Linked DNA regions of Homo sapiens: region 1 is linked to region 2. Evidence: read pairs that join two places in POLR2A ChIA-PET (ENCODE). Cell type or tissue: endothelial cell of umbilical vein. All regions are shown on one strand.

Evidence for each region. ChIA-PET counts read pairs that join two places held together with the same protein. Peaks named below come from ENCODE experiments on the same cell type or tissue, not always from the same donor. Only the 100,000 strongest peaks of a DNase experiment are listed, where the experiment ranks them.
Region 1: POLR2A ChIA-PET joins it to region 2 with 10 read pairs; 2 of 35 experiments call an interaction of 5 or more read pairs at or near these places.

The regions. Positions count from the first base shown.
Region 1 is chr1:15,663,011-15,668,010 of GRCh38, forward strand. DDI2 (DDI proteasomal shuttling factor 2) reads left to right here. Exons shown (of 10, transcript NM_032341.5): 10 at 1-5,000. Among named protein-coding and RNA genes, the nearest start is that of RSC1A1, 5.8 kb to the left of the region's middle. In endothelial cell of umbilical vein, no CTCF peak of the experiment used is centred here; no DNase peak of the experiment used is centred here.
Region 2 is chr1:16,003,094-16,008,093 of GRCh38, forward strand. SRARP (steroid receptor associated and regulated protein) reads left to right here and starts at 1,143. Exons shown (of 2, transcript NM_178840.4): 1 at 1,143-1,292; 2 at 2,826-5,000. The coding sequence starts at 1,211. The coding sequence ends at 3,253. RefSeq lists an enhancer at 963-1,828. In endothelial cell of umbilical vein, no CTCF peak of the experiment used is centred here; no DNase peak of the experiment used is centred here.

The sequences.
Region 1 (5,000 bases), 340 kb before region 2:
TGGGCCCCACTGTGCAATAATCCTACTGGATAGGTTTTAGATAATTCTTTCCTGGCAAACTGCTCTTTTGGGTACCTAGCAGGAATCTGAAGTCTTGGTTTTATTGAAAAGAATTTTGAGATTCATAATTTCTGATTCTAGATTATAGTTTGTAACATGTTTGAAACAGAAGCTTCGAAAGAGTGATTTCTCAACTTAGTGTTAAATGATTTTGTCTGAAGTCTGACTCTTTGTAAGCTTGTTTGTTTCATCAAATTTTAAGTCATTGAGCACAATCAAAATGGAGGCTCATATCTCAGGAGTTTTTGAAATTTTAATTTAGGGGCACTTAGAGACATTTTTTTCTACCCCATCCAACTTCTTTCTTTCCTTTTGCTATGATGTTTGTATGTATGTTATAAGACTTTAGTGATGGGATGGCGTGTCACGTAGATTCATCATGATCCTTTATGTAGTTAGGAAATGGTTGACAGAAGGAATTGTAGTTTACTGCTTTTCAGAGGGCGTGAAGAACAACAGGTCAGCCAGGTTGTCTTTAAGATGTTCTTTTAGACAGCTGCACATTGTAGACCCTTTCACCTGCCCTACACCAAAGATGTACGATGCACTAGGAAACTGCTCATAGGATTTCTGTCAGCTGACTTAAAGCTGTGATTGTAATTAAATAGTTGGTGCTATGATTGATGCAAAATCTAGTAGCAATGCAATGGGACCCTGTATTTGCTTTATGGGTGGTGGTTTGGGAATGTATTCTAAGCTTATAAATCTTTGGAACCACGGGGTGGGAAGGGTGGGGGAACTTACTGATGACAATAGACTCCCTCCTAAAGGGCCTTCCATGTAAGCAGAACGAACCTTGGCACACAATTCAGTGTGGATATTTGGGAAACAGTTCCAAGTGGAATATATAATATCAGTCGGGAAAAGATTTCATTAGGATAGCTTTTTGTGTATGTATATGTATATTTATTTTTAGGAATAGATCTATAGTTGTACATGAATTCCTGTTAGGAATACTCTGAATGAGCTTAACCCACTTGCCAAATATCCTTGTCCCTTCCATCATTTTATTTTTGAGATGGGGTCTTGCAGTGTTGCCCAGGCTGGACTCAAACTCTGGGGCTTAATCATCCTTCTGAGTAGCTGGGACTACATAAAGGCCAAAGTATAATTGCTTTTGATTTTTAAAATCTTCTTGCCCATCATTTTTATAAAAATAAAGCTGTTTGTCCAACACGGTGAAACCTCATCTCTACTAAAAATACAAAAAATTAGCTGGGCATGGTGGCACACGCCTGTAATCCCAGCTACTTGGGAGACTGAGGCAGGAGAATTGCTTGAACCTGGGAGATGGGGGTTGCAGTGAGCCTAGATCACGCCACTGCACTCCAGTGTGGGCGGCAGAGTGAGACTCTGTCTCACCCAAAAAAAAAAAAAAAAAGCTATTGACACTGTTAATATTTTGGATGACTTAAATTTAGCAGCTCTAGAATGCAAAGGGTATATTAAGGAGCATTACAATAGTGAACCTTCATCGTCAGCTTTTATTCAATTAAGAGCTCCAGAAATGCAGAAATTATGGGTTAACTTCTAAGAATACCATCAAATCCCTGTGAATTCTGGTTGCCAACAGTAATAACCAGTAATGGGCACCTTTACCGGACAGCTCCTTTACCATAACCAGTAGTGGGCAGTTCTGCGGTCAGCACTTAACTACAAGGGCGGTCTCTGTTTCTTCACCAGAGAGAGAAGATTTTCCTGTGTAATTTGTGCCATTTCCCTGAAGTTGGTTCTTGAGCGGAAAGATGTGCTTGGTAACCAGACAGCAGCTTTACATAGGTTATAGATTTTGCTCATTGATGCTGTTAAGAATTATTTCCACTCATACCTGTTCAGGGCTCCAGACAGCCAATAGCCTTCATCCCACAGTTTGGGCTTCAGCTATTAACACATAAAGATAACCAGTTGCAGCTAGGCTCGGTGGCTCACACCTGTAATCCCAGCACTTTGGGAGGCCAAGGCGGGTGGATCACCTGAGGGCAGGAGTTTGAGACAGGCCTGGCCAACATGGTGAAACTCCATCTCTACTAAAAATACAAAAATTAGCCGGGTGTGGTGGCCCATGCCTGTAATTCCAGCTACTCGGGAGGCTGAGGCAGGAGAATCACTTAAACCTGGGAGGCGGAGGTTGTGGTGAGCAGAGATCACGCCATTGCACTCCAGCCTGGGCAACAAGAGCAAAACTCTGTCTCAAAAAAAAAAAAAAAAAAGGTAACCAGTTGCTTGGCAAAGGAAGCTGGAGAGATGGCGAGTGCATGTGTTAAAACTCTTCTGCCTTGCAGCCCACATCTTCTAGAGCTCCCTGTCTTCATATGTACTAAAGGGAGACACAACCCTATGTGTTTTTTCCCAAAGCATGTCTCTAGCAAGAGGGTACATAGAAATGGAACATGAGGCTTTTTGTCACTGATTTTATGATAACCAGTTAATGTGGAATCTGCTGGTTGTCTTACTACAGCTTTCTATCTCCGGTGAAAGCCATAAAAATTTAGGTTAACTTTTAAGCTCATGTCTATATATATGTGTGTAAGCTAGCATATACATATGGTGATTGACAAGTATAGTTAATTTTATATGGATTTAAAAGCAAGCAATTTTTATATCTACAGACGTACTCTTCACTTATGGTGGCTTTTATCCCGCCACATATATAAATATATATATATATAGCAAACAGCCTTGCAAATCATCGGCCAGAAAAGCTGCAGGGCGTTGCAATGGCCTTTTCCTACCTGTTTGCCACCTGTGGTGAGGGTGAGCAGGATGATTGAACTGCTGCATATTTCAAACCTGTTATCACTGGCAGTGTGTCCCAAGAGAAGCTGACCAGATTATGCATTCTACTGTTCTCTAGCACAAGTACTCACCAAAAAGCCAAATTTCCCCTTTGGAGTTGGTGACTTAGTGTAGTCTGTGGCTGACCTAGAAAGACACAGAGTTATCAAGAGTTTCCCTTCCTAGAAGATGAATGTTACCTTTTGTGTTAGGAGGTAGAGAAAATAAAAATAGCTTTTTTTTCCCTAGAATTGCTAATTACTCTTAACAACAAATTAAATTCAAAGCCTGTCCTTGAGAACTGGAAATGTAAAATCATGGTTCAAGTTTTATACCTTAGTGATTCCTCAGTAGGTGTTACTAGGAGTTCACTGAATGAACTTAGGAGTGAACCTTCGATGTGCTTGATTTTCTTTTGTGCCTTAGTTTCTCTGAATAGCAGAGGCATCAAATTTTGGTGGGGAATGAGAGGAGTATTAGGGGAAAGTTTGAAAATAGCTCTCCTGGAGATGGAGGGCACACAGAGTGGTCCTCAGGCTCACCTTGACTGAGTTGATTCACAGTTATCCTGCATCAGACCATTAGATTTCTTTAGTGCTATGATTATAATAGGGATTTTTGAATCACCAAAAACAGTTTTTAGATGTTTATGTTCTTTGTTTTACTATCAATGTTGTGCTGGTTAAGGGAGAGAAAAGTTCAAGAAGATCTTACATATTTGAAAGGAAATTGGTACTCTTGAAGGCTATGCAACATGAGTCTTTGAACAAGAATTCCTTGCTACTTTGATTCATTCATCAAATACTGAGTGCCTGTGTGCCAGGCACAGGTGAACTCTGGGGATTCAGGGGTAACTAAAACAGATTGGAACCCTGCCCTTGTGAAGCTTTCAGTCTAGAAGGGAGACGTGAAACAAATTTTAGCTTCAAAAGCAACATCTATTTTTGCCTGTTAGCATGCATTTATTTTAAAAGTCATATTAGAGTTACCTGGTTCCACTTCAGAGCAGACTGGGAAAATCAGGCTTACAATGGAATCAGATGCTGTGGGCCTAAAACAGCTCTTTAAAAATCTATTTTTTTAGGCCAGGTGCGTTGGCTCACACCTGTAATCCCAGCACTTTGGGAGGCCAAGGTGGGTGGATATGAGGTCAGGAGGTCGAGACCAGCCTGGCCAATATGATGAAACCTTACCTCTACTAAAAATAAAAAATTAGCCGGGCATGGTGGCACATGCCTGTAGTCCCAGCTACTCGGGAAACTGAGGCAGAAGAATCGCTTGAACCCGGGAGGCGGAGGTTGCAGTGAGCCGGGATCACGTCACTGTACTCCAGCCTGGGCAAGAGTGAGACACCGTCTCAAAAAAAAAAAAAATTTTTTTTTAAATGGAATCAGAGAAACCAACAAAATATGTAACATGTATAAATGCCTGAGGAGATCAGTTATTGAGAAATCCATTTACAATGCTGGAGGAGAGGGGATGGCCAGGAAAGAAGTGCAACAAATAAATGGAAGATGACCCTAAAAATGCACCAGTGACAGTCAGTCAATCCATCAGACCACCTCACATGCAGGGTAGAAACATGGAGTGTGCGGCAGCATCCTCCTCACATCCCTTTGTGAGCACGGCTGCTCCGGAATACTGACCATCTGGGCTAGCACGACTTAGCAGAGGGTTCTGCAGGATGTGCTATTTTAAAGCAGCTGGGTGCAACTTGTGAAAACGGGAATCTAGAGCAGAACATGTAATCAGCGATGGCTGGGATTGGTGGACAGGATTGACAGGAGTATTTGAGGCTCTACCAGGCCTGTCTACAGGACAGCTTCATCAAAGGGACATTTTTTAACCTGTTATTTTAAATGCCACATATATGTTGTAATGCTGAAGCATACAGGTAGAATTTCTGGATCGTAACTACTAGTGACTTCTGAGGTTTACAGTTAGAAAATGTTCTCAAAGGTTTATCAGTTATGTATTGATGATTGGTAATCTAGACCCTCTGGAGGCTGTAGAATGTGAAAAGATACAGCTGAGCTGACAAGTTTTAGGGCACTATCTTCTGGAATGAAATCGGCCAAGAAAATGGTTCAAGGGCATGGGGGTTAGAGAATGTTTCTTTTACCTAAAAATGTTAAGCCAACTATGGAAGATTGGGGTCGTGGGGG
Region 2 (5,000 bases):
TTGCAGTGAGCTGAGATCACACCACTGCGCTTCAGCCTGGGCAACAGAGCAAGACTCCATCTCAAAATATAATAATAATAATAAAATTAAAATAAAGTGCACTTCTGGCCAGGCGCAGTGGCTCACACCTGTAATCCCAGCACTTTGGGAGGCCAAGGCAAGCAGATCACCTGAGGTCAGGAGTTCGAGACCAGCCTGACCAACACGGAGAAACCCTGTGTCTATTAAAAATACAAAATTAGCCGGGTGTGGTGGTGCATGCCTGTAATCCCAGCTACTCGGGAGGTTGAGGCAGGAGAATCACTTGAACCTGGGAGGTGGAGGTTTCAGTGAGCTGAGATTGTGCCATTGCACTCCAGCCTGGGCAAGAAGAGCGAAACTCAGTCTCAAAATAAATAAACAAATAAATAAATAAAGTGCACTTCTCTCTCTCTCTTTCTTTCTTTCTTTTTTTTTCTTTTTTCTTTTGAGATGGAATCTCGTTCTGTCACTCAGGCTGGAGTGCAGTGGCGCAAACTCGGCTCACTGCAAGCTCCACCTCCCGTGTTCACGCCATTCTCCTGCCTCAACCTCCGGAGTAGCTGGGAGTACAGGTGCCCGCCACCTCGCCCGGCTAATTTTTTGTATTTTTAGTAGAGACGGGGTTTCACCGTGTTAGCCAGGATGGTCTTGATCTTCTGACCTTGTGATCCACCCGTCTTGGCATCCCAAAGTGCTGGGATTACAGGCATGAGCCACCGCGCCCGGCCAAGTGCACTTCTTTTTCAGTAAAAACAGTTGGCTGACTTCAAGGACATGTGAATTAAGTAGCATTACGTATAGTTCCTAGACAGGGGAAAAAGCCAAACTGGTGGAACCACTGGATAATGACTGAGGTTTGGGAAACTGAGGCTGGATGAGAAGGTTCCAGAGGCCTACCCTAAATCAGGAAGCAGCTGCGCTTGGTAGAAATAGTGTCTGTTTGGTCTGTTTGGTAGGAGGCCTGCCTCCCATTGAGCCAACAATAATCCTGTTGACATAACCCTGTTGATCAAAGCGATCCCCTGACTGCTCTGGGCCAGTTCCTTTGGCTCCTGGTGGAATGCACTCAGAGAATCCGGATCCGGTCAGTATAAAAGGTCTGGTCCCGCAGTGGGGGAGCCACATCCTGGAAGAGTGGCCTAGGACAGCTCCTCTCCTGCCAGAGCTAGGCAGGCGCCGAAGTAGCCGCATGGCCCCGTCAGAAGACCCCAGGGACTGGAGAGCCAACCTCAAAGGCACCATCCGTGAGACAGGCCTGGAGACCAGCTCCGGTAAGAGGCGGCAAAGGGACCCCAGCCCCACAGAAACACCAGCTGGGGGCCAGGTGCGGTGCCTCATGCCTGTAATCCCAGCACTTTGGGAGGCCGAAGCGGGCAGATCATGAGGTCAGGAGTTCGAGACCAGCTTGGCCAACATAGTGAAACCCCATATCTGCTAAAAATACAAAAAATTAGCTGGGTGTGGTGGCGGGTGCCTATAATCCCAGCTACTCAGGAGGTTGAGGCAGGAGAATCGCTTGAACCCAGGAGGCGGAGGTTGCAGTGAGCTGAGATCGCACCACTGCACTCCAGCCTGAGCAACAGTGTGAGACTCCATCTCAAAAAAAAAAAAAAAAAAAAAAAAGCAAGACCAGCTGGGGGTGGGTGGGGGTCTGATGGCAAACATGCTACCTCCCTTGGGTTGCTGGGATTCTCCAGCCAAGGGCGGGCTCGTTTTATTTCCTGTGCTAGCCAACCTACTAGAACATAAGCTTCCTTCTGAGCCCACGTCGTGTTTCACAGCACGTAGCTAAGAGAATGGATGTGTATGTTATTTGGGTAACTCAAAAAGTTACCTTTTTAAGAGCACAGGCTTTGGATTCAGATACAATTGCTCAGACACCTGCTTCATTGATAAGTCTATTGGCTGGTTTGTCCATCCCTCTACCCTGTGCTGGGCTCTGAGCGGGGGGATTGCCAGGGCAAATGCCACCAGGTACTGATGGGATTCTCTGAGGCTGTGGACAAGATTATCTGGGGAGGGGGAGAGTAGCAAGATGCTCCCTGAGACCCACCAACACTTGTGCAGGCTGAGCCTCAGTTTCCTCACCTGGAAAGATGGCCAGGGCTTTCCTCTCTGGGGTTGAGGACTGTGCTTTTCATAATATGGTCCATGGACCAGCAGAATTGGCATCCCCTGGGGACTTGTTAGAAACGCGAGTCTCAGGCCCCACCCCAGCCCCACTGCACCAGACTCTGCATTTTAACAAGCTCCCCAGGCAGCTCATGGGAACAGCAAAGTTGGGAGGCACTGACATGTTGGACTCTGTGTTCCTGGAAGGCAGATGGATGGATGGTAAGTGGAGACTTGAACTCAGGTCTCTCTGATGCTGAAGTCCATACACTTAAACCCTGACTGTCCTCCTCTGTTGGTGTATCAACCAATCCAGTTGAACCCTATCGAATGAATAAACAAATGAATTCAGGAAACCATGTCCCAGTCGGGTGCAGTGGCTCACGCCTGCAATTCCAGTACTGATTGGGCTGAGGCAGAAGGATTTCTTGAGTCCAGGAGTTTGAGACCAGCCTGGGCAACATAGGGAAACCTCATCTCTACAAAAAATTTTAAAATTCACCAGGCATGGTGGCATGAGCCTGTAGTCCCAGCTACTTAGGGGGCTGAGATGGGAGGATTGGTTGAGCCCCCTGAGGCTGAGGCTGCAGTGAGCCATGACCTCCAGCCTGGGCGACAGAGTGAGACCCTGTCTCAGGGGAAAAGAAAAGTCCCCTGCTTGTGCTAACTTTTGGTCTTTTCCTCTCTTCTAGGTGGGAAGCTGGCTGGCCATCAGAAGACCGTCCCCACGGCTCACCTGACTTTTGTTATTGACTGCACCCACGGGAAGCAGCTCTCCCTGGCAGCAACCGCATCACCACCCCAAGCCCCCAGTCCCAATCGAGGGCTTGTCACCCCACCAATGAAGACCTACATCGTGTTCTGTGGGGAAAACTGGCCCCATCTGACTCGGGTGACCCCCATGGGTGGGGGATGCCTTGCCCAGGCCAGGGCCACCCTGCCGCTCTGCAGAGGGTCTGTGGCCTCAGCTTCCTTCCCAGTCAGCCCGCTCTGCCCCCAGGAGGTTCCCGAGGCTAAGGGGAAACCCGTGAAGGCTGCGCCTGTGAGGTCTTCAACTTGGGGAACAGTCAAGGACTCACTGAAAGCCCTCTCCTCTTGTGTCTGTGGGCAGGCCGATTAGCTGGAAGGGCCGGGCTCTGATGCCCAGAGGCTGCAATTCCCAGGGCCTGGCCCTGCTTCCCCAGCTAAGCAGGAGTCTTTTGTGCTTGAGCCAAGGAAACATCATTAGATCCGCTAAGGGGCATCTGAAACATCCGTCGAGTGGCAGAGGCAGGATAAGTCACCTGCACATGAAGAGACTCATTCATTCATACAGCAAATATTACTGGTACATCTTCCACATGCCAGGCCCTGCAAAGTGCTGGGGAGATACCATGGTTTTCCTGGAGCTGGTATTTTTGGGGTGGAGGGAACCCACCCTGAATAAATAAAGTAACCCAATAAATAAAGAAGATGATTTTGAACAGCGATGAATGCTCTGCAGGAACTGAAACAGGATGCTAGAGGGAGAGTGATTGGGGTGAAGACCTTTCCTGATGCAGTGCTTGGTAAGGGCCTCTCTGCGCAGGCAACAAAGTGTGATCTAAAAGATGAGAAGGGGCCAGCCCTGAGAAAATCCACCCTCCCCAGGGCCACCTGCTGTCATCTTACCCCAGGGCAGGCCAGAGCAGTGGTCAGAATGCCCCAGCATGACGGGGAGGGGCAACGGGTTTCTTGCTGCCATCTTGGCTCAGAGGCGAGTGTGTAGGTCACTGCAAAGGCAGGGGATACCACGTGGGGAGACTCGAGGGCCATGCCAGTTGGGGCTGGGAGGCTCAGGGAAGTTGGCTCCAGGAGACTCCATCCCATAAGGCAGCCCAGGTGGGACCTGGGGATCTGAGATGGGAAATAAGGGGATCTGGCTTCTCAAAAGGGAGGGAGGTACTCAAAAATAGAGTATCATGTTTGAACGAATGAAAACAAGACATGTTATTTATTGAGCATCTACTGCATACCAGGCTCATGCTGCCCTCTAGGGATAGCAAAAAAAAAAAAAAAAGGTGGGGGGAGGAGGTTCACCCCTCAGGGCAATCGTGTTCCCTGAGCAGGAGGTGGAGTTACTGGTGTGGGTGTGAAGGTGTCTGTGAGTCTAAGGCATGCACAGCACTGTGAGAAACCCTAAAGCAACCTATTTAAGGAAGTCAGTCTCAAAGCTCCCAGATAAAAATCACTGGGTTTTTCTGTATTTATTTTAGAGACAGAGTCTCACTCTATCACCCAGGCTGGAGTGCAGTGGAACAATCACAGCTCACTGCAGCCTCAAACTCCTGGGCTCAAGTGATCCTCCTGCCTCAGCCTCCCGAGTAGCTGAGACTATAGGTGCACCACTACGCCCAGCTTGACTTCTTTTAGTAGAGAAGAGGTCTCACTGTGCTGCCCAGGCTGGTCTTGAACTCCTGGCCTCAAGCTATCCTCCCGCTTCAGCTTCCCTAAGTGCTTGGATTATAGGTGTGAGCCACCGTATCTGGTCATTAATTTATTCAATGACTATTTTACTAGGTTCCTACAAATACTAGCTGCTAACATTTAACATGTAATTGACCATTTACTCTGTGTCAGAGAAACAACATGGGCACTGTATTTGTGACCATTTTATAGATTAGAGAGCTGAGGCACAGAGAGGTTGAAGAATGGACTCAAAGTTCCATAGACTGGTACCATTGAGATTAGAACTCAGGCAAGTCTGGTGCCCATATTCTTGCTTGTAACTGTAAGGTATATACCCTCTCATCCTGGTAGCGTCTCTTCTAGGCAGAGGGGACACACAGAGGATAAATGTAACCCTGTCCTCAAGGAGCTCACAGCCAGGTGGGGGAGGCCAGAAAGAA